Linked DNA regions of Homo sapiens: region 1 is linked to region 2. A link is an interaction called in ENCODE POLR2A ChIA-PET data of the cell type or tissue named here. Cell type or tissue: HCT116. All regions are shown on one strand. Links, peaks and the distances in the headings refer to the core of each region. The heading gives the core; the rest is flanking DNA.

What was found. Peaks named below come from ENCODE experiments on the same cell type or tissue, not always from the same donor. Only the 100,000 strongest peaks of a DNase experiment are listed, where the experiment ranks them.
Region 1: POLR2A ChIA-PET joins it to region 2 with 5 read pairs; 2 of 35 experiments call an interaction of 5 or more read pairs at or near these places.

The regions. Positions count from the first base shown.
Region 1 is chr4:74,488,674-74,501,151 of GRCh38, forward strand. No RefSeq gene overlaps it. Among named protein-coding and RNA genes, the nearest start is that of AREG, 50 kb to the left of the region's middle. In HCT116, for the core only: no CTCF peak of the experiment used is centred there; no DNase peak of the experiment used is centred there.
Region 2 is chr4:74,549,669-74,562,146 of GRCh38, forward strand. It overlaps LOC107986229 (a long non-coding RNA gene), which reads right to left. Exons shown (of 3, transcript XR_001741513.2): 3 at 1-3,164. Among named protein-coding and RNA genes, the nearest start is that of AREG, 110 kb to the left of the region's middle. In HCT116, for the core only: no CTCF peak of the experiment used is centred there; no DNase peak of the experiment used is centred there; H3K27ac peaks cover 709 bases.

The DNA.
Region 1 (12,478 bases), core at 3,327-8,326, 60 kb before region 2:
ATAGCAAGAGTGCATAATGGAAATTTCTGGAAAACTAAATATGACTAAGTGGCATATATGAATTGAAGGATTTGCAAATACCTCATCTTCTGGAAATGTGCATTGTTTAGAACAGACTTCTAAAATGGCTTCTGAAGGTGTCCATTCTAGGCTTAGGTGTGCGTGAATGCAGAGCTGCCCTTTACGAAAGATCATTTAGGTCACAGGTATGTCCATTAAGTTGAAATTAAATATTCATTCTTTTAAAAGTATATCTTTATAGTCAGGAATAATTGCATTGGGATTCTTCATCTTTTTTTCTTGCTGATTCTAATGGAGGTTTTATCTTTTTGCTTTGCTTTCCGATTATCTTCCAACATTGCTTTCTCTTTACTAGTTTCAGTTTGAAGTAAGTGATTATTGCATTGGACAGTCACTGAATTTACACTTACACCACTCAATATATGAAGCTATATTCATCCATCCACTTATTAATTATTGTATTTATTATTCATCCATTCACTTCACAAGCAATTATTGAGAGATATGTATTTTCCAGCATAGCATTAAGTGTTGACCTTATAAAGATAAAGATAAATAAGACATTATTGGAGACATATAACCTGTTTAAGGCTACTGCCCTTGGATTTTTTTTATCTTTGTAAAAAATATTTTTATATTTGAGATGGATTATTCAATTTTTCTATTTAATGTTTCATGCCCTTTTTAGCTATATAATTTAGGGCATTATACATCATATTGACCTATTTTTGTGAGTGACTTAAAATTTGAAACTACTTGGTATTCATTTTCTCCAAAAAGTTAATTAATAATGACTGACAAGCAATTACTAAACTTTGAATATACATTATCTCAGTTAAACTTCACAACACTCATGTGAAGTAGGTATCAATGAAACCCTTATTTATTGTTCTCACTATCTTTACATATGGATGAGAAGCAAAGATTCAGGGAGTTTAATTAATCTGCTAAAATCCCACAGCTAATAAGTAGCTGAGTTTCAACTCAATCATGCTGTGCTAGACTCTAAACCCTCTTCTGAACCATATTATGAAGTTTCAGAATAGGCTCCATTAGGGTCTCCAACGTATTGAGGAAGTTTGTCCAAATGTTATGTCTCAGCTTCATCCAGCATCTGGATGGGTAAATTATTCTCAGTCACTTACTGTATTTGGTGTTTTAAGTGAAATAGTGCAAAGAATTTGTGGTCTAAAAATCCTAACTTTTTCCCATTCATTCTCAGCCCAGATGCCATATAAAACATCTCTACAAATTGAGAGGCAAGCGAATTCTCATTTTGCTTTTCTAGATGAAAGCACATAAGGAGGAAAAGGTATCTTTTGTATCTTTTGCCAAGCCTTTGCCTAAGAAGTAAATAAAAACAATACTTACTAAACACAAAGAGGTTGAAATAATTATTACAGCTAATTCACCTACAGGTGTATTCAGAGGGCAGATTCTGATGTTAGGAAACTCTTGGTTCCAATCCTGGCTTTATCACTGACTGGCCACGTAAATTTAAAGTCGAACATTGTCTGTAAGTTAATACACTTATCCTTTTAATATAATGGGAACATAATAAATAGCTACCTTGTAGGTTGTTGTGAAAATTAAATGCAAAGATACGTGTAAAATTCCCAGGACAGAGCTCAACACAGAGTAAATACTCAACAATGCTATTTTCATTGCAATTGTTGCTAACATTGTCGAGCATGTGTCTGCATTTTATTTCTTGTCTCCCTAGGAAACGTAGTCACATAATACAAGATCCTGTGTGACTGGTCCCCAGCCACCTTCAGCCTCATCTTGTCACTGCGCTTCAGCCACACTGGCTTTCTTAGAATTCTCCAAAGGTACTAAGGTTTCTCCATCCTTAGTTACCTCACAAAGGCTTATCTTTCCCCTCCTCCATCCCCTGTCCAGCTTCTACTCATTCTTCAAACCTCAGTTTAGATGTTGCTTCCTCAGGTAAGTCTTCTCTGATCATGCCCTCCCAGACAGGCCCTGTCAGGTGTCTCTGTTACATGCCCTTTGCACATTCCATTATTTCTCTGAAGTAGGATCACAATCATAATTAAGTATGTATTTGCTTAACATATGTCACTCCACAGACTAAATGATTCATGAGGACATGAACAATGCACACAACAGGGGCTCAATATATCTTATTTTTGCTGAGTGGGATGAGTAAATGACACATTGAATATTTTGAAACCATTTAGTTAAAGCATAGATCTGTATCTCTCAAGGCTTAACTTTCATTTGGTTCAGGTCATTCAGTCTATGTTTCATCATCCTAAGTGTATCTTAGAACTATAAAATCCACCGCAAATCTGTTCTCCAATTAGTCATATATAAATTAACAAGTAAAAACATGTTTTGGAGTACACTAAGTTAGAAAATAAAGTGCTTCAAAACAATGAGGAGCATCTTAATTGTTATACTTTAGATTGTAAAAATAAGTCATTCAAAATCGAAGCTGTTGAAATTTTAAATTATTTTGTTCCTTAAAGGAATGAGATTATGGGACCTGAGTCACATGGTAGGCAGCTATAACTAGGCAGCTGTAACCTTTGTTGCTCTGATAATAGACAAACTTTTTCTTTACCTACATTGTTCTGTAAAATGTTGTGAAAGAGTATAGGACACTAGAAGAAGACCCTGTCCCTCTCCGCTGTTGATCTTCATCATAGATTAACTTCCTTCTTACTTCTTTTACACAAAGGCCTCATGACTACCACATCATCTAAGATGGTATGTTAAATATATTCTTTTTAATTGGAAAAGGAAAATAAAACAAGCTTGTAGCCAATCAAATTGCTATAACACATAAGTCTCATATAGGAAACATAATCTTATTAATTTTCTTTGATTTCTAACTCTATTCCTTTGGAGTCTGTGTTACCTGAATGACCATTCTCAGCTTTTAAACTGGGTTCTGATCCTTTTTATTATTTCAGATTGACAAGTCTCTCAGCCAGCCTCAAGATGGCTTAATATCTCAGAAGTAGCCCTAGGACCAAGTTTGTTCTAATTTCAAAACCAACCATGCATTCTACTAGTCAAGTTTTCCTTTTTTTGTTAAAAATAATTGGGTAAAATAAGACCATGTTCAATAATAAGACAAGTTAAACAACAATTGAACAATAATAAATGTTTTTCTTAAAATGACAGCTCTTTGAGTTGGGTGTAAAAACAGGTCATTTCTCTATAAATTATGATTATCACTGCCAAAGCCATGCTCTGCTTCAGGGATAGTCTCCAACAAACAGGAACTGTGATGATTGTAGAAAATCACAAGGAGAAAAATTGAGTTATTGTACCAAAGTACAGAAATTATTCCTAGAAACAAACCTTTTAAAAATAAACACAAGTACAGCCCATGGTTTCCAATTCAGCCATTTTAAAACTGTTTAACCCAATAGATAACCACAAATTGGAAAACCAAGAGAGGACAGTAGACTCTGATGACTACATAATAATTTGTTCTCATTTGTCTTTATGCTTTTCAGGCAATCTTGAGTATGTCTCACCTCTGCAACCTTTTTGCTGAAGGCAAACTTTTTAATGGCACTCTTATCTGTCTTTAAAAATATCTCCATATGAATATTCCAACTGGAAAAACCAAAAAATTATCCCAGATACATAGAATGCTAACACATACATAGTTTAGACTTAACTAGTTTTTCCCCCTCTATTTGAGAAAGTATGTTGGCTTAAAATATTTTTTTCCCAAATTCAAGTTATTTGACATTTGTAGTTGACCACTCACCAGGCAACCTTCTACTAAATAGAAAAATAACGCTAAATTGATCTTTGACATTAATATAAATAAAATGTTTATTTTATGCTTAAAATTTGTTTTACTTTGTTCCACTTAGTGAAATAGTAGTAGGCCTATCTCTAGTGGCTTTGCAGTCATCTGTGTCTCACTTCTCTCCCTGGGGAAGCACACGATCTGGGCACTGGCACTGTTTGAGGTCTGCCTCAGTAGAGGTGCTCCATAACATTTTACTTATCCTTCTTCCTCTTCCCTTTTCCTCACTTCACTTTCCTTTCAGACTATGAATCCCATGGCTTCAAGGATACCATCTGATATGGTTTAGATGTTTGTCCCCTCCAAATCTCTTGTTGAAATGTAATCCCCAATGTTGGAGATGGGATCTGGTGGGAGGTGTTTGGGTTATGAGGGTGGATTCTTCATAAATGGCATGGTGCCCTCCTCATGGTAATGAGTGAGTTCACACAAGGTTTGGTTGTTTAAAATCCTGTGGCACCTCCCCGCTCTTTCTCTGGCTCTCACTCCTTCCATATGATACACCAGCACCCTCTTGCCTTCTACCATAAATATAAGCTTCCTGAGGCCTCATCAGAAGCAGATGACAGCACCTTGCTTCCTGTACACTCTGCAGAATCATGAACCAAAACAAACCACTTTTCTTTATAAATTACACAGCCTCAGGTATTTCTTTAGAGCAATGCAAAAGCAGACTAACATGCCATCAAGTGAATAGTTACCTCATCTCTACCTTCCAGCATGCATCTCATTCCTTAGAACCAGTCCTACATTTTCAAATTCTTGATAGACATCTCTACCTGGATATTTTACCAGCCCTTCTAAGTCAGTATGTTTAAAAACTATCCTGAGATATTTAGTACAATCTACCTTGCATATTTCTATATATGTGGATGTCTTCTTTTCTCTGAAATGATCAATACTTTATAAGATATGAATCAAATTCAATTATGGGTGTCCTTCAATAGCAGGCACAATACTCTGCATTTCAAGTCAGTGAATTACTACAAGTTCAATATGCCCCTAAAAGATATATTATAGGGCAGAAATTGGGAGCTCACTTTACATGGAAAAGTTTGCCATAAGAGCCAGGACCTAAGAGATCCCTTTAAAGAAATGATCAATAAATTCTACTATTAATAATGATAGCCAGTATTTATTTTGCTAGGTTTATATAACAACACACCTGCAAGGTTGATGTAATTGTACCCATTTTACACACAAAAACACTGTGGTTCAAAGATGCCAAGTCACTTGCTACAACTGCTGAGTTGCAGAATTGTTTTTCATTGTTGGTGTTTTGTTTTTTTTTTTCAAACCCTGACTGTTACAAAGCCCTATATCCATCATTTCACATAGTTACCCATTGTTTTGTTTTCGTGGTAAGACCATCTAAAACCTTCTCATTTAGCATGGATCCTGTATACAATATAATTTAATTACCTATAGTCCTCATGTTGTTCATTAGATCTCTCAACTTGTTCTAAAAAATTTCTGCTACTTTGCATCCTCTGACTTTTATATCCTCATTTCCTCCTAGCCTCTGATAGCCACTGTTTTTTTCTTTATCTCTGTACATTTCATTTTTTAAAAATTTTAGATGCCACTTATAAGTAAGATAATGCAGTATTTTTCCTTTCTGTGCCTGGCATATTTCATATGCCAGACATATGAAATTTCATTATGTCATTATTCATATTTCATAATGACCTCCAGGCTTATTCATGTTCTTGCAAATAGCAACATCTTGTTCCTTTTTAGGGACAAATAATACTCCATTGTATATATGTACCATAATTTTGTTTCTTTACCCATTTGCCTACTGATGGACACTTAGATTGTTTCCATATTTTGGGTATTGTGAAAAATGCTGCAATGAACATTGGAGTGCAGATATCTTTACATTTCTTTGGATAAATATCCAGAAGAGGGATTGCTGGATAATATGTAGTTCTATTTTTAATTTCTTTAGAAATCTCCATATTATTTTTCAGAATGACTGTACCAATCTATATTCCCACAAACAGTGCACAAGAGTTTCCTTTTCTTCACATTCTTGCCAATATTTATTATGTTTTGTCTTTCCCAGAACATTTTCGGATATCTGGAGTTTTTTATAATTCCATACAAACTTTAGGATTTTGTTTTATTTCTATGAAGAATGCCATTTGGATTTTGATAGAGATTGCATTGAATCTGTATGTTGCTTTAACAATATTATTTTTTCTGATCCATGAACACAGGATATCATGCCATTTGTTTGTCTTCTTCAATTCCTTTAATCAATGTTTTATAGTTTTCATTGTACAGATGTTTTACCTCCTTGGTTAAATTTATTTCTAGATATTTTATTTTTTTATTCTGTTGTAAATGGGACTTCTTAAAAATTTCTTTCTCCCTTAGGTCATTACTTGCTTATAACAATGCTACTTATTTTTGTGTGTTTATTTTGTGTCCTGCAACTTCATTGGATTCATTTATTAGTCTAACAGGATTTTTGTGGAATCTTTGGGGTTTTCTACATATAGAATCATCATAACATCTGTAAATAGTTACAATTTTATTTCTTCCTTTCTGATTTGTTTTTTATTTTTTTTTGAGAAGGAGTCTCGCTCTGTTGCCCAGGCTGGAGTGCAGTGGCTGATCTTGGCTTACTGCAAGCTCTGCCTCCCGGGTTCACGCCATTCTCCTGCCTCAGCCTCCCGAGTAGCTGGGAATACAGGTGCCCACCACCAAGCCCGGCTGATTGTTTGTATTTTTAGTACAGACGGGGTTTCATCCTGTCAGCCAGGATGGTCTCGATCTCCTGATCTCGTGATCCGCCCGCCTCGGCCCCCAAAGTGCTGGGATTACAGGCATGAGCCACCGCGCCCGGCCTTTCTGATTTGTATTACTTTTACTTATTTTATTGCTTTTGCTAGTACTTCATATATATATATATATATATATATATATATATATATATATATATATATGAAAAAAATATATATGAAAACATATATATATGTCTGTGTGCGCATATATATATATGTTTTGGTTTTATTTACATACACACATATATACACACATATATACACATATATACACATATATACACATATATATACACATATATATACACACATATATACACACACATATATATACTCACATATACACACACACACACACACACACACACACACACACATATATATATATATATATTTTTTTTTTGAGACAGGGTCTCGCTCTGTCACCCAGGCTGGAGCGCGGTGGCACGACCTCATCTTACTGCAACACCTGCCTCCCTATTCAAGCAATTCTCATGCCTCAGCCTCCCAAGTAGCTGGGATTACAAGCATGTGCCACCATAACTGGCCATTATTATTATTATTATTATTTTGATATTTTTTAGCAGAGACAGGGTTATGCCACGTTGGCCAGGCTGATCTCAAACTCCTGGTCAAGTGATCTACCTGCCTTGGCCTCCTAAAGTGCTAGGATTACAGGTGTGAGCCAATGCACCTGGCCAGTACTTGTAATATGTTAAATAGAAGTGGGCATCCTTGCCTTGTACTGAATCTTGGTACAAGGTCAAGATTTTAGTGTTTCCCCATTGATTATAAAATTTAACTGTGGGCTTTTCATAAATGACCTTTATTATGTTAAGGAATTTTTCTTCTATACTTAACTGTTGAGACATTTTATCAAGAAAAGATGTTAAACTATGTCAAATGCTTTTTCTATTTAAACTGAGATACTCATGTACTTTTAATATTTTATTCTGTTAATATGGTGTATTACCTTGATTGATTTGCCTATGTTAAACCAGCCTTGCATGACAGAAACAAATCTCATTTCTCCATTTTGTCATGATACATAATCTTTTTAATATGTTGTTGGATTCAGTTTGCTAATATTCGATATTTTATTGAAGATATTTGCATCGATATTCATCAGAAAAAATAGCCTATAGTTTTTGTTCTTGTGATGTCTTTATTTAGCTTAGATATCAAGGTAATACTAGTCTCATAAAATGTGTTTGGAAGTATGTTCTCTAGTTCTATTTTTCATAATAGTTCAGGAAGTATTAATATTAATTCTTTTTTGAGTGGTAAAATTCTGCTGTAAAGCCATCTTGTCCTGGGCTTTCCTTTGTTGGAATTATTTTAATTACTTCTTCAATATCTATTTGTTATTGGTCTGTTCACACTTTCTATTTCTTCCTGACTCAGTCTTGGTAGATTGCATTTTTTTTTTAAGGAATTTATCCATTTTTCTCTAGGTTATCCAATTGTTGGCATTTAATTGTACTTAATAGTTTCTTATGACCCATTTTATTTCTGAGGCATCTGTTGTAAATTTCTCCACTTTCACCTTTTATTTTATTTGAATCTTCGCTCTTTTCTCTTAGACTAGCTAAGAGCTTATCAATTTCATCTTTTCATAAAACCACCTCTTAGTTTTATTGATACTTTCTATCATTTTTTGGCTCTCTATTTTATTTATTTCTGTTCTGATTTTTATTATTTTCTTCCTTCTGCTAATTTTGGTTTAGCTTGTTCTTCTTTTTCTAGTTCCTTGAGGTGTGTTGTTGACTATGTAGCTGAGATCTATCTTCTTTTTAAATGTGGGCACTTATCACTATAAATTCTCCAGTTGGAGCTTTTTTTGGTGCATTCTGTAGGTTTTGGCACTTTGTGTTTCCACTGTCATTTGTCTCAAAATATTTTTAAAATTTCCTTTTGATGTCTTCTTTGATCCATTGATTATTTAAGAGTACGTTGTTCAAGTTTTGCTTATCTGTGAATTTACCAAGATTTCTCCTTTTATTGGTTTTTAGTTTTATATCATTTTGGTCTGAAACAATGGTAGACATCATTTCAATCTTCTTAAATTTGTTAAGACTTGTTTTGTGGCCAGAATGTGATCTGTCCTGGAGAATATTTAATGTGCGCTGGAGAAAAATGTGCACTCTATTGTTGTTGAATGGAAAATTCTATTTATGTCTGTTAGGTCCCTTTTGTCAAAAGCGCAAATCAAGTCAAGCATTTTCTTATTAATAGTGTGTCTGTTTTATCTATTGTTTAAGGTGAGGTATTGAAATATCTTACTATTATTGCTATCTGCTCTTTCTCCTTTCATTTCCATTAACATTTGATTGTGTATTTAGGTGCTCCAATGTTGATTGCATATATATTTATAATGGTTATGTCTTCTTGATGAATTCATCCTTTTACATTAAATAATGACCTCTGACTTTTATGACGGTGTTTGACTTGAATTCTATTTTATCAGACATAGATGTAGCCACTCCTGCTCTCTTTTAGTTACCATTTACATAACATACTTTCTTCTATCCTTTTACTTTCAGCCTATGTATTCTTAAAGCTTAAGTGAGTCTCTTGCAGGCAGGCCACTCTGTGTCTTTTGACTGGAAAATTTAATCCATTTACATTCAAGGCTATATTGATAGTTAAGTACTATTATTACCATTTTATTATCTGTTTTCCAGTTGTTTTGTGGGTTCTTTGTTCCTTTCTTTTTTATTTCTTGTTGTCTGCCTTTGTGATTTGATAGTTGTCTGTAATGCTAAGCTTTGATTTCTTTTGCTTTATCATTTGTATATCTGCTGTAGATGTTTACGTAAAACATCTTATAGATATAATCTACTATTTTTAGCTGATGACAACTTAACTTCTGTTGCATACAAAAACCTCCAGACTTTTACTTTTCCATCATTTATGATTTTGATGCTAGAATTTATAGCTTTTTAGATTGTGTGCTCCTTAACAAATATTTTGTAGCTTTAGTTACATTTTACCATTTTGACTTTTAACCTTCATAGTAGAAATAAGTGTGATTTACACAGCACCGTTACAGTATTAAAATACTCTGGATTTGACTATGTATTTGCCTCTACCAGTTTTATACTTTCATATGTATTTATGATAGTAATGATCAAAATTTCGTTTCCACTTGAAAAACTCGGATTCTTGTAAGGCAGGTCTAGTGGTAATGAATTCCCTCAACTTTAGTTTGTCTGTGAAAGACCTTATTTCTCATTCATTTCTGAAGGACAGCTTTGATGGTTATTAAATTTTTGGCTGACTTTTTTTTCATTCAGCATTTTGAATATATTGTCTTATTCTTTCCTGATCTGAAGGTTTCCCCTGAAAATATTTTGATAGTCTAATGTGTAACACGATGCTTTACTTTTATTGTTTTAAAAATTCTCTTTTTGTCTTTGACCTTGACAGTTTGATTATAATGTGCCTCATGGAGGATGTCTTTGGGTTGAGTCTATATGGAGACTTTTGAGTTTCATGGATCTAGATGTCCATATCTCTCCTCACACTTGGGAAGTTTTCAGCAAATATTTTTTAAAATAAGCTTTATGTTCCTTTCTCTGTCCTGTCTTTCTCTGGAAGTTTCATAATGTGAATATTTGTTCACTTAATGATGTTTCAGAAGTCCTGTAGGCTATCTTCATCCTTTCTTATTCTTTATTCTTCTTTTTCCTCTGAGTTATTTTGAAAGAACTACCTTCAATCACAGCTGCTATATTCCTACTTAATGTGGTTCATTATTGATTATTTCAATTGTATTATTTCATTAATTAAAATCTTAAGTTCCAAGATTTCTGTTTAGTTCTTTCTTTGTGTGATATCTATCTCTTTGTTGAATTTCTCATTCTGATCACGAAGTTCCCTTCATTTTATTCAATTGCCTGTTTGAATTCTTTTGTATCTTTCTGAGTCTGCTTAATATCATATTTTGAATTTCTTTTCAGGCAATTTATAAATGTCCACTTCTTTGGGGGCAGTTACTGAAGAATTTTTGCATTTTTTCTGTGGCATCATGTTTTCTTGCTTTTTCCTGTTTCTTGTGTTCTTGCATAGACATCTGTGCTTCTGGTGGCACAGTCACCTCTTCCAGATTTTACAGAGTGGTTTTGTAAGGGAACACTTTTACCTGCAGATGGGCCTGAGGATGATGATTGGGCATGGTGGGGTGGCTCTAATTACATGCAGAAACAGCGGTGTGGTCTCTGTGCAGCTTCTTTTGTTGTGATCAGTATTAGTGATGACTATGGGTACCTCAGTTAAAAGCATTAGGAATCCTCCTGTTCTTGTCTTCCTGACAGTGGGGCATCTTAGCTAAGGTGATCTTTCTTGGTGTTAGGTCTAACATGGCTCACAGGCAGCCACTGTGGCACTAGAATCCAGGGCATAAGGGGAAAGTGCTTGGAGCAGCTGTGGAGCCAGGTTTATGGGCTCAGGTAGAGCCAGGTTTATAGGCCTAGGGTCTTGCAAAACTACTGTACTGACTAGGATATAAGGTCCAAATTTACTATTCAAAGCATGAGTGAATGTCATTCTTCCATTCAGCAATCCAGCAATTTGGGCCCAGGAGGCTGGAATGTAGCCATGATTCTTATTCTGGGGGAAAGGGGACAGCACTGGTACAGCTCTGGGGAAGAAGAGCTGCTCTGGAGGCTCAGACTCCATGAAGCAGGGCACAGTTGGAATTCAGTACATGGAACTAATAGGACGCAGCAGCAGCTCAGGCTCCAGGGGTGAGGTACCACACAGTGTTGACTCTGGTCCTTGGAATGATGTGACACAGTGGTAGCCCAGGCTCTGGGAGTTCAGGTGCAGCAGCAACAAGGCCCCAGTAATGGCAAAATGCCTCTGTGGTTTGGGCCCTGGAGAGCAAGGAACACTGCAGTGATGACTGTACTCCCTGGAGAGGCAGAGTACCTCAGCAGCGCAAGTGCCGGGGATAGTACAGTTCCAGTAGGTAGGGTGCTGTGGCTGTTCAGCTAGAAGGGCAGGGTGACACAGCTCAGCCAAGACTCTAATTCCCTGGAGTGCAAGGCACTGCATCTTCTCAGCCTCAGAAAACAGGGCTACCTAAGCTACTGGATCCCTAGGCATGGAATCATGGTAGCTGTGATGTTGAGAGATGCAATTGCTCTGATGTGCCAGAGGCTTGAAGCCCCTGGGCAGATAAAGTGCTACCTTATCCGTGTCATGGGAGTGGTAACTGCCCCAGTGTGGAGGAGGCCTGAAATCCTGAGACAGGGAGAATCATGTCTGCTCTGTGGTTGAGGGCATGACTGCTCTGGTGTGTCAGAGGCCTGAGGTCCCTGGGGAGTAGAGTGCTGCTTCCACTGTGGTATGGAGGGCATGGCTGCCCTAGTACTTCAAGGTTTTGTGTCCCCAAGGTCAGGGAACCACTTCAGTTTGATCCTAAAGGGAAGATATACCAGCAACTGGGATGGAGGGATGGTGTGGCTGTGTGGTAGCTTGGCACTAGTGAGTAGGACATATCAGCAGCTCTTCTTGGGGATGGCATGCTACTGGGTAGGCACGGTGCAGTGGAAGGATGCAATGGCCACTTGACCCCAAAGCAGAACACACTCTTGCAGTGGCTTTTGCTAGAAGATAGCACAGAGCAGCAGCAGCAGCACTGGCCACAGGGGTTAGGTACAGTGTCAGCTCCTTCTCTGGAAGGAGAAGTCTATGGAGTCTGAGAGTTCCCTCAGCTGGGCTTAGAGACTGTGAGGACTTCAGAAGTCTCCAGTAGCAAAGACTGCAGGTGCAGGGTTGATGGGGGGCACTGGGGTCTGTTTGCTTACATTTTCTCCACAGGGAAAAGCCCCTCCTGATTCCAAGCTGATCTCCACTAGAGAGA
Region 2 (12,478 bases), core at 2,402-7,401:
TTATTTGGAATTTAGACATTGGCTTTTAGATTAGAGACATATTACGATTGTCAATTCAAAGCAAAAAAGTAAAAGACATAAATGCCATTACCTATCTGGAATATGTTAAGCAATATAAAACAGTAAAAGAAAGGAGAAAATCTTCCATTATTTGTAATGATAACAATATGCCACCTACTATATAGAGATACAATACTGCCAAACCTTCTGAATTAGTTTTTATGTGATGAGAGTGGATTTAGCCACTCCAGGACTTCTCAATCAGCTTTTCTTGTGACCAAACTCGTACACAGTCATGTGACACATAACGATGGTTCAGTCAAGGATGGACTGCATATATGATGGTGATCCCATAAGATTATAATGAAGCTGAAAAATTCCCATTGCATAGTGACATCATAGCCACTGTAATGCTGAGGCATAATTACTTTTTTTTTTTTTTATAAATTCAATGTAGCCTAAGTGTATGGTGTATAAAAATTCCACAGTAGTGTACAGTAATATCCTAGACCTTCACATTCACTCAACACACACTCACTGACTCATCAGAACAACTCCCAGCCCTGAAAGCTTTTTTTTTCATGGTAAGTGCTCTGTATGGGTGCACAAGTTTAAAAACTTTTTATACTATATTTTTATTGTACCTTTTCTGTTTAGATATGTTTAGACACACAACACTTACCACTGTGTTACGGTCGCCTACAATGTTCAGTAGAGTAACATGCTGTACAGGTTTGCAGCACAGGTTTATAGCCTAGGAGCAATAGGTGATACCTTATAACTCAGCTGTGTAGTAGCCCGTATCATCTAGGTTTGCATACGTATACTTTATGATGTTCCCACAGGATGAAATTGTCTAATGATGTATTTCTCAGAATGTATCTCCATTATTAAGCAATGCATGATTGTATTTATAAGCTAACATTAGGATGTATGCTATAGAATGAAATAAAGCCCATAAAACCATGACCTAGCACTCACTCAAATAGAGCCATAGTCACCTGGACAACAGACTAGGTTTTTATAGAATTCAAACCCAAAGTCTCCTGAACCATTTACTGAGACCCTCTTGTGCAAGATGCAGCATTAGACTTTCTGAACAGTGTCATGCAACAGACAAAGACTTTAACTCACCCACTCACATCCACACATTTAAAAAGAAAAAAAGCCAAGTTTTCAATCATGTCTGTCTCTCTACATTCTCTTTCCTCTGCTTCACTTACCCAGCACTAAAGGAGCAGAGAGATGAGTAAAATCAGACCCTTCCAGCAGGGCCAGCTTCACAGATAGACATCCTGTGTAGTAGCACAGAATCAGGTCAGAAGGGTCCTGTGCTGGATTAATGCTCTATTATCATTGTCTTAAAATTCTTAATAAAATTGTATAGCTGGTCCTACCTGTGAGGATAGATAGAACATAGCGGAGAAAACAGTCCCTTTAAGGCCTTCTTGGGGGCATTGCAATGAAGAGATCTGCCTTCTGTATAGTTGTCTAACAGATAAGTCATCAAATTGATCTCAAGGCATTCTAGGTATTTTAGACAATTTTTCAGATTATTGTCATATTTCTTAAGGGCAGATAGAAGTGAAATGTGATGTTTGTCCTTTTTTTCCTAGTTAACTATTCCTCCTAATAATCTGCTTTACAGCTGGGTGCAGTGGCTCACCCCTGTAATCCCTCCACTTTGGGAGGCCGAGGTGGGCGGATCACAAAGTCAGGAGAACAAAACCATCCTGGCCAACATGGTGAAACCTCGTCTCTACTAAAAGTACAAAAAATTAGCCGGGCATGGAGGCACGCACCTGTAATCCCAGCTACTCGGGAGGCTGAGGCAGGAGAATTGCTTGAACCCAGGAGATAGAAGTTGCAGTGAGCCAAGATGGCACCTCTGCACTCCAGCCTGGGCAACAGAGTGAGACTCCATCTCAAAAACAAACAAACAAAAAAAAAACAAAAAAAAACTGCTTTACTGATATCTCATACCAAATATAAGCTCTGGTAAAAATGATCTTGCAAACTTTCAAAGCTGCCACTTTTTTTATGTCAATTTACAGCACATGCCCATCTTTTTTCACGCTCGGAAGAATTTAGCAGCTCTTCTCAACTTTAAAACAGTTAATGATTGTAAAGACCTAGTCCATTGGAAATGCAAGAAAAACCCACATTTTTCAAGTTTTAAATCCCTCACAAATTTTACGGATACGAAAAGGAAAAAAAAACTTCTCTTACTGGTTTGAAAATGAACAGCACTGTCACTGACAACAGATAATGATCTGCAGTGCCCAGGTCACCACCTGATAGTTATTAAATGTTAACATTAAACAGGAAAGGAGAATTCTTTTCTTACAAGGCCATGACCAGATAAAAAAAACTATCTGGAATTTAGTGCCCAATTGTATACTGGAAAGTTTGGCTTTACATACAGGTAGAGGCTTGTGTGATAACATTTTGGAGATGTAGAGAAGTCCTGCTTACTCCAAATTCTTACCCACAACTTGATATTGTGTTTGGAATTCTAACGCTGGGATTTATTCTTTTGGGTTAAAAATTGCCTTATTAAGCAGTCCATGCTCCTTTGTTGCCATCACTAGTAGATCCCCTTTCTAGATGATTGGGGAGACTCAAAGGGGCATGAAAGTAAGTAAAAGACATGCTGAAAGAAGAAAATGGGCTGTAGGAAATAAAATTTTCATCATGTTTTCCTAATCAAGCCTCATAATTTTGCCCAAAACTAAAGTCAAAACCTGATGCATTGCAAGATCATTGCAGGAAGTAACAGCTTTAACATCAACAACATCAATAATACTAACAATATGTACTCTTGAGTGTTATGTATGACGTTGTCCCAAGCATACATTTTATGTGTTATCTCATTTAATTCTCAAAATAACCATATGGAGATAATTATTTGTATCAGTTCAAATGCTTTTTACTATAAGAGCTAGAGTTAGAGCCCATTCAAAATGATGTAAATAATAAAGAAGACTTTTTAAAAAAATAACCAAACATGCAGAGTTGGCTATTTCTAGAGTAAGGTAATCCAGCAACTCAGTGATGACATCAATGTTCTTTCCGCTCTGCCCTCCTGGTAATGTTTAAGGATTGTCAGTTTATGGGTCCAAAATGGCAGTAACTGCTACAGGTATCATAGCTTCATTCAATATCTAAAAGACAGAAAAGAACATGCATTTTAAGGATGAGGGCAATTTCCCAGAAGCTGTTCTGTGATTTACCTCAAGTCCTATTGGCTTTCATTTCAGGACATATCAATTTCTAAATTCATCATTCTTGCAGTGAATACAATACCCTTGACTGGCTTAAACTAATCAAGCTTTGCCTCCTGAGGCTGAGACGAAATCCAGCCATCTCTGTATATAAGGGTGTCCAAAGTCTAAACAAATTAGGAACTGTGTTAGCAAAGAAATAAGAAGGGGATGGATTTTGCATAGACAACCTAATATGTCGACCACAGACTTAGTTGGTGATGACATTTGGATAGAGCCTCCATCTGTTGGACTCTGAAGGTTATACTTTCAGCCACTGTGTAAGACTGCTTGTGTATGCACATTCATATACATTCCAAGTTTTTGAAAAAAATAATTTTTAAAGTTAAGCACCAGAATATTACCATCATAAACTTAACAAGGAAATCCAAAATGGTTTCTCTATACGTGACCTCTACTAGAAGAGAGGCAGCATTTTTGCTCAGCAGCTACAATCTTCCCAGGCATCTGTTAAGCTCTACACACTGGCAAAAACCTGGTGGGAAATTTTTGCTTGGCAAGACCACCGTGGTCATTGAAAGGAGTTCCCACACCTCTTAGAATAATGTCAGCAAGAAAGGATTAGGAGAAATCTTGAAAGGTTGCTCCCGCTTAAAAGTTGACCCCATTTGATAATGTAGTGGAGTATGAGACAACTGCTAAGTGTGGTGTATCTTTAGCCATATTATTTCCCTAAGGTAATCTTGTTTCTTACTACTCTAGGAAAACTGGTCATTCCCAAACTTCTAAATGTATTACCAAGATAACTTCTAGATTTTCTTCAGCTAATTCTCATAAGCATATATACTTTGAAGTTGGACAAAAGAATTTTTTTCTTCCAGAGAAGAAACAACTGGTTTGGAAGATATAGTAGAAATACCTATATATTGCATTCCATATTTTTTTCCCTCAGAATTATTTGATTATTTTAAAAATAGAGAGAATGGTGATGACTTTACCAAAATCTTGTATTTAAATGGAAATAGTTAATGGCAGAGAACATTAAAATCTTAGATTACTGATTCTACCTGATTGGAAAAAAATAATCTTTTGTTTATACAGGCTTCTGTGGAAATGAGCTAAAAATTGTAGCTGAATTCAACTGTTAGTAATATTCTCCAAAAATACATCAAAGTAGATAAAGAGGCTAAAAAGCCTTGCATTCATGAATTAAAAAATTGGAATTTCTAAGGAGAAAAGTCAGTTTTAGTTTTCTTCCCCTTCCCCTTTGTTTTCCTTTCCCATTCATCTCCACACTCATTCTTTCTTTGTTTAATTGTAACTATGGAGGCAAAAACTAAGTGTATGTGCTTCTTATGTCGTCCAAGTGGAGAAATTTTTAAGCAAATTAAGAATGGCCAGGAACTAAATGATAAAAATAGAGATGACTTATAACACTATGTTTACATTTATGTTATGATATGGCCTATCAGTGAACTAAACAATTTTATTTTTGTCTTGAAAAATTGGCTGGATATTTTGTTACCATGGAGAGGTAGGCTAAATTCAGCCATAAGATTCCAAGTATATTCAGTGAAAAAGAAAAGTTTGCCAACTAAATGATTTACTGTTATCAGGATCATTTTGAATATAAAGCAGAAAAATACTTTTATTATTTATAAAAAGTACATCACATTTTTTACACATCAAAGGAGAAATTTTATCAAATACTATAACTACTTGTCAGTTTATGATTTTGTGAGATATTTCATATTTAGATCACAAATAAGAATAAAAATAATAGGAAAATGTAACCAGTTAAGATTTTATTGGGTATAGAGTATCCTACAAATATTGTTTTATACACTACTTAAGCTAAATGTGACAACTTGGAAATATAAAAAGTCATAGGAAACCAAAAAGTGGTTTTGAACCCTGAAACTTCTCAAAGAAAGAGAAAATTAGATCAGATAACTTTTTTTCTTTTTCCTAGAAAACTTGGCATTAGAGTGACAATGAAGAAACTGTAGATAGGGAATGACAGAAAATAGACCATGATCATGATTTTATTCCCTACCATAAGGGTATAAATGAAAGAGCTGAAGTTATTTCTTATTTTAATATTTTGCTGACATATTATACCCTGGAGAGAACTCTTAGTAAATATCCTGTTGAATAAATGAATAAATCAAAGACATGAGTGGAACTGTCTCTAGAATCATTAAGACTTTTCCAGTGGCTTTTAAAGGAATACTTTAGCATGATATGGGGATGAAAGAGAGCTCTGGAATGAAACTAGTTAACAAAATTAACTTCTTGCCCTGAAACATAAATAAATTATAAACTGAATTCATTCCAATAAAACAATGGAATGAGATTGGGTCAGTAACATCCAAATGCAAAAATATTGTGTTGCTAATGGCAGGCATGTTTATATTTCTTTCTTTAACTGGTTTCCATTTACCAATCCAATTGCCTGTTAAGTGGAGTGTGTATCTTGGAATATACCCATGGAATGTGATCCAGGGAGACTCTCTACACCTAACCCTCCAAAATGAGTGAGTCAGACACAGCATCCATGGTGATCTACAAAGAACCCAAACATGGAAACTACCATTGTTGAAATATGACCTACTTAGATGTGTCACCTGTGGCAATGTAGAAGAACTAAGTAAATAAGTGCATATATTCTATAAATATTGGAAGATTTTCTATAGTACTTTTAATCTATAGTTGTAAATATTAATGAATGAAACTTTAGAGCATTCGAAGATATATTTGACCATATAATTATTACTTCTACTATATAGATAGAAACCTAAAGACAGCACAAACAGTAGTTCCATTTCAACAATTGTAATTTACATTTTTCAGTTATTTACATATAAATAGGTATGTTGTCTGCTCCACTCATTGACATGCGTATAGTCTCAGAATCTACTGGTTTTTGCCCACATCCTTATAATTACACAAGTAATAGTGGCCACTTTAAACTGCTTCAGATACATGCATACTGATATATCTTTACAAACCAAAAATGTAGGAAAACTATCAAGAGTAACTATGTAACGGCAATAATTGAGACACACACTAGAAACACACAATGGTGGATTTCCTACCTCTTTAAAGTTGTCCTCAGGCAAAGGCCTCAGTCACCCACCAGGAGGGAAGCTAGATTAATCATTGCTTGAACTTAGAGCAAGGTCAGGCTTCTATACCCATCACTGCCCTGAAATGGCATAGTGTACAATCTGCTTTGATTTTAATTCAAGACATTTGAAGCAAGTAGTATTATATCCACTGTTTTGCACATTAGGAGGTTGAGACCCAAAAAGCTAAGTCAACTTCAGTAGAGTCACATATCAAGAAAGTAATGGAATGAGACTTCCAACCAGATAGACTACCTCTAGAGTCATTGCTCTGTTAATCAGAAGAGAGACAATTTTTCTAACAACTGAATTAAGCTCAAAGAACCCAAAAGTTCTGAGACTTATTCTATAATAATTAAATGACACTAAAATGTTGAATTTGCTGTTATTTTCTCTACATTGGGTTAAAGTTCCTGTTCTCAGAACAGTAAAATACAATCCTGGCTGTGCCAAATAAAAAAATGAGATTATACATATAGGTATATATTTTTACACATACATAGAAAATGACCAAATGGAAACAAAAGGAACTGTTTAGTGGTTAGTTACCTCTGAGGATTTGTTAGAATGAGGACGTGAGAGGGTGAAGGATTTTACTTTTCATTCTGAACAGTTAGTTTTTTCCCAAGAGTACATATTTTTAAAAATAAAAATCAAAAAGTAACTGTCAACATCCCTGATATTCCTGCTTGTTAAGAAATATACAATATTTTTGGAGCTGAAGCAAGCTACAAGTAAGAAAGGAATCACTAGATACCAACTTTCACCTGTCCCATGAGAACAGATAGTCATTGGAAAAGACTTTAAACAAACCATATAGGATATTTGTTTGCACAAGAAATGACGGATGTACATATTACCAAGGTACTGTACGTTCTAACAAAGAGTGTAATCATATTCATTCCTGGTAATGAGAATAATACTTTGAAGAAAAATTAATGCTATAACAGTCAATAGACAACGCAACTAGCACCAAGAAAATTTCCAGGTAGTATAAATGGAAGTTGAGCAAAGTTCAAGTAAAATTGCAGTATGTGGACTGAGTTTTAGTCCAATTCTATACATCCCATAATTTCCAAGACATTGTTTAAATTGAATGAGTGAATCAATCAAAATGTTTTAATTCAATTTTTTTCTTTTTTTTCTTTTTTTTTTTTTTGAGACAGAGTCTAGCTCTGTCACTCAGTCTGGAGTGCAGTGGCGCTATCTCGGCTCACTGCAAGCTCTGCCTCCAGGTTTCACACCATTCTCCTGCCTCAGCCTCCCGAGTAGCTGGGGCTACAGGCTCCCGCCACCATGTCCAGCTAACTTTTTTTTTTTTTTTGTATTTTTAGTAGAGATGAGGTTTCACCGTGTTAGCCAGGATGGTCTCGATCTCCTGACCTTGTGATCTGCATGCCTCGGCCTCCCAAAGTGCTGGGATTACAAGCGTGAGCCACTGCGCCCGGCCAATTTAACTTTTAATGTTTTTTAAACTACCTTTTATCTATAATATGATACTGGATATGCATGCTGGTGCTTTCAGTGAACCACAGTGGTGACTTTTGGATCACAATGTCTTGCTGGAAAAAGAAAAACAAAAGTTGTATTTTTTCTGAATGAAGTTTTCATGCTTCCCCCATTCACTTAACTGGGAAAACAAATTGAAGATTCACTTTGCTTCATATATAATCTTGGGTTTATATTTGTGTCCATTTGATATTTGGTCACTTTTGTAAAATTCATGTAAAAGTTATTTTTTCTTGGAGTAAAACTTCTGAATAGTGTCAACGTAGGCACCATGCTGTGATGATAAAGACATCCTGATTATGCTTAATGATAATGATGGTGATTATGATGTCATAAGACTTGAAGTCTATAATAGAAGTATATTAATTTCTAGGTAATCTGACAGCTTCTGGGGACTCTTAACTCCAGGGATCCTCAGGTTCTGGCTAGGCATGATCCTTGTATTTAAAATGTATTCTCTTGTCTGCAAAGTAGCTGCTTTTCTGTGTTATTCTGCAAAGGATAAATGCTACTAGAATATGGACTATTTCATTTAATTTTAAGTCAGATGTAATTGACAGTAGCTAACATGTTATAGGTTCTCCACATACAGAGACTGAAAAAAGACAGAAATTAATAATGGCATGAGTGGTTATGGATATACACATGGTATGATAGTAAATTTTAAGTGTGAATTTAATTGGTCATAGGGTGCCCAGATAAAATATTATTTTTGGGTATGTCTGTAAAGGTGTTTCTGGATGAGATCAGTATTTAAACCAATGGACTCAGTAGATGCCTCCCCTGATATTGGTGAGCATTATCCAATTTTTTGAGGGCCTGAAAGCTACAAAAGGCGGAGGAAAGAGAAATGTGCCCTTTTCACCTCCTACTTAACTGTTGAGCTGCAACATATAATCTCATCTTCTCCATTCCTCAGATTTGGATTTATACCACTTCTTCACCTTTTTCTAAGAACTTTGGACTCATTACTAAATGACATTTATATACATACACGCCGATATGTACTGGTGTATATTGGCTAGTTGCTCCTAATTTTGCTAGACAAAATGGTGAAAGAAAGGATGCCCTCAAGGATTGAATTCTAAGCCAAGTGTATAAATGACATAAGATCTTCTATGTGTGCTCAGAACAAGACAATTATTTCTGGTAGCCACAGAGCTGAAATTGCTATATATTGAATGCAGATTATGGGACTTTTCGGCCTTCATAATCTCATAAGCCAATTTCTTATAATAAATATCTTTCTTTCTCTCTCTCACACACACACACACAAACACACACACAGCCATATAGATATACAATCTACTGGTTCTGTCGTTCTGGAGAACCCTGACCAATACACATAGTTTGACCTGAGCCATGGATTGACCTAATTAATTGAAATAATCAATTACTCTTTCTAATCAATAAGTGATAAAGAATACATTGTTATTTGCCTTATGTTGCATCTTTAGATAATGTGAATCTGGTTAAGAGAAAAAAAGAATGAACAGCCATGATCGTATCAGATTGTAGCATATCAATACAACACATGACATATGAAATAATGTTTTAAAAGTAACTGACAATGGTACATGTTTAGAGCAACTGGGAAATGGAAGGGAGAAAAATGAATGAATGTATGTTAGCTTTACCATTAACAGATAAGGTAAAATTGAGTACTGTTTATTTAGACAGTAGATAACTGTAGAATATGTGTGGCCTATCCATTGCTACAAGAAGAAAAGAACTATCATATTCACTCTTCATGGCCTCAGAAGTGGGCCCACCCACCTGCAGACACTATCAATGGGCCCAACCACACCCACAGGGCCCACAGATACTTTCAGACATCCCATCTTCAGACAAAAACAACTAGCCCATCTAGAATCTTTGGCCAGGCTAACTAGTGAAGGGCTTTCTCTGCCAAAGTCAGACTGTAAAGACCAGAAGGAGTGATTGCTTCTTCAAATGTTCAGATACTAATGCAAGGTCATAAAGATCATAAAAAATCAGGAAAACATGACATTGAAAATAGGAAAACAATACATGAAAAAAAATTAGAAGTTGAACAAAGTGATAGAAGCCATTAAAAATAAAAGCAGAAATGTAAGAGCTGAGGAATACAATTACTAAACTGAAAAATTCAATGGAGAACTTCAGCAGCAGACTTGGTCAAACAGAAGAAAGAATCAGCAAATTTAAAGACTGTTTATTTGTAATTATTCAGAGAAACAAAAATAAATAAAAAGAGAAAGATTAAATAGAACCTACAGAACTTATGAAACATCATCAAATATATACATTAAGAGACTCCCATAAGAAGAAAAGAAAGAGATAGAGAAGGAAAGATTATTTAAAGAAATAGTGTCGAAAACCTTCTTGAATCTGGGGAAGAAAATGAGCATTCAGACTAAGGAAGAAGAACAACAAAACACTCAAATAGGTTGAACCTAATGAGGACTACACTGAGAGATGTTATAATTAAATTGTTACAAATCAAAGACAAAGAGAGAATTTTGAAAGCAGCAAGAGAAAGGTGAATCATCACATAAAAGGGAACACTGATAAGGCTATCAGTAGATTTTTCAGCAGAAACCTTTGATGGCAGGAGAGAGTGGAATAATAATATATTTAAAGTGCTCAAAAAAAAAACCCACCAAGAATAATATACCTGGCAAAACTGTCCTTTAAAAATGAAGGATCTATAAAGACTTTCCCAGATAAACAAAAACTGAGGGACTTCATCACCACTACATTTGCCTTTTAAGAAGTGCTTAAAGAGAGTTCTGCAAGTTGAAATAAAAAGATACTAAACAGCAGCACAAATGCATATAAAAGAATAAATCTCACTGGTAAAAGTAAATATACATAGAAGTACAGAATGATGCAATAGTGTCATGACTATATATATATAATGCATATTATATAATATATTTTATATTATATATAATATATATTATATATAATATATTTTATATTATATATAATATATATTATATATAATATATAAGTTATATAATATATATTACGTATATTATATATAATATGGTATATTATATATATTATATATTATATATATGTTTTATAATATATATTATATATATTATATATTATATATATATTTTATAATATATATTATATATTAACTAAAATATGTTCTATTATATATTATATATAATATGTTATATAATATATATTAACTATAATATGTTATATTTTATATATTATATATTAACTATAATATGTTATATTATATATATTATATATAATATATAATATGTTATATTATATATTATATATAATATGTTATATTATATATAATATATAATATGTTATATTATATATTATATATAATATGTTATATTATATATTATATATAATATGTTATATTATATATTATATATAATATAACATATTATATATTATATATAATATATATAATATATTATATATATTATATATAATAATATATTATATATAATATATATAAAATAATAATATACATCAGAATATATAATATAATATAAACTACAAATAATATGTAACATATATTTATATACTTTATATAATATATAATTTATAATTTATAGAATATATAATACATAATTTATATAATATATAATATATAATATATAATTTATATAATATATAATGTATACAATAATCTATATAATATAATATATATTATATATTACTATATAATATAACATGTAATATATTATTATATAATATGACATATAATACATTATTATATAATAATATATGTTATATATTATTATATAATATAGTATGTGTTATATATTATTATATAATATATGTGTTATATATTATTATATAATATATGTGTTATATATTATTATATAATATATGTGTTATATATTATTATATAATATATGTGTTATATATTATTATATAATATATGTGTTATATATTATTATATAATATATGTGTTATATATTATTATATAATATATGTGTTATATATTATTATATAATATAATATGTGTTATATATTATTATATAATATAATATGTGTTATATATTATTATATAATATTATATGTATTATATATTATATGATATAATATGAATCATATATTATTATATGATATAATATGTATTATATATTATTATATAATATAATATGTATTATATCTTCTTATATAATATAATATGTATTATATATTACTATATAATATAATATGTATTATATATTATTATATAATATAATATGTATTATATATTATTATATTATATATACTCTGTTTCCATCTAAGTAAATTATAAATAGGTAAAGGGTTACACTGCCATTTCTTGTTTTGTTTCTGCCTTATAGTTCTTTTGTTCTTCTGCTCCTCTCTTGATGACTTCCTTTGTGATTTGTTCGTTTCCTGTAGTGATATACTTTGGTTCTTTCTTTTGTGTATTATTAGGGTGGTGGGGAATTTTCTCTTTTTGGTTACCATAAGCCTTTCCTAAAGTATCGTATACTTATTCCATGCTATTTTAAGCTAATAACATTTTAAATTCATTGCATACTAACACTCCTCTCTCCCCACACACTATATTTGTGTCAGGTTTTACTTCTTTTTATATTTATATGTATATCCATGTACAACTTTTTCAATCATAGT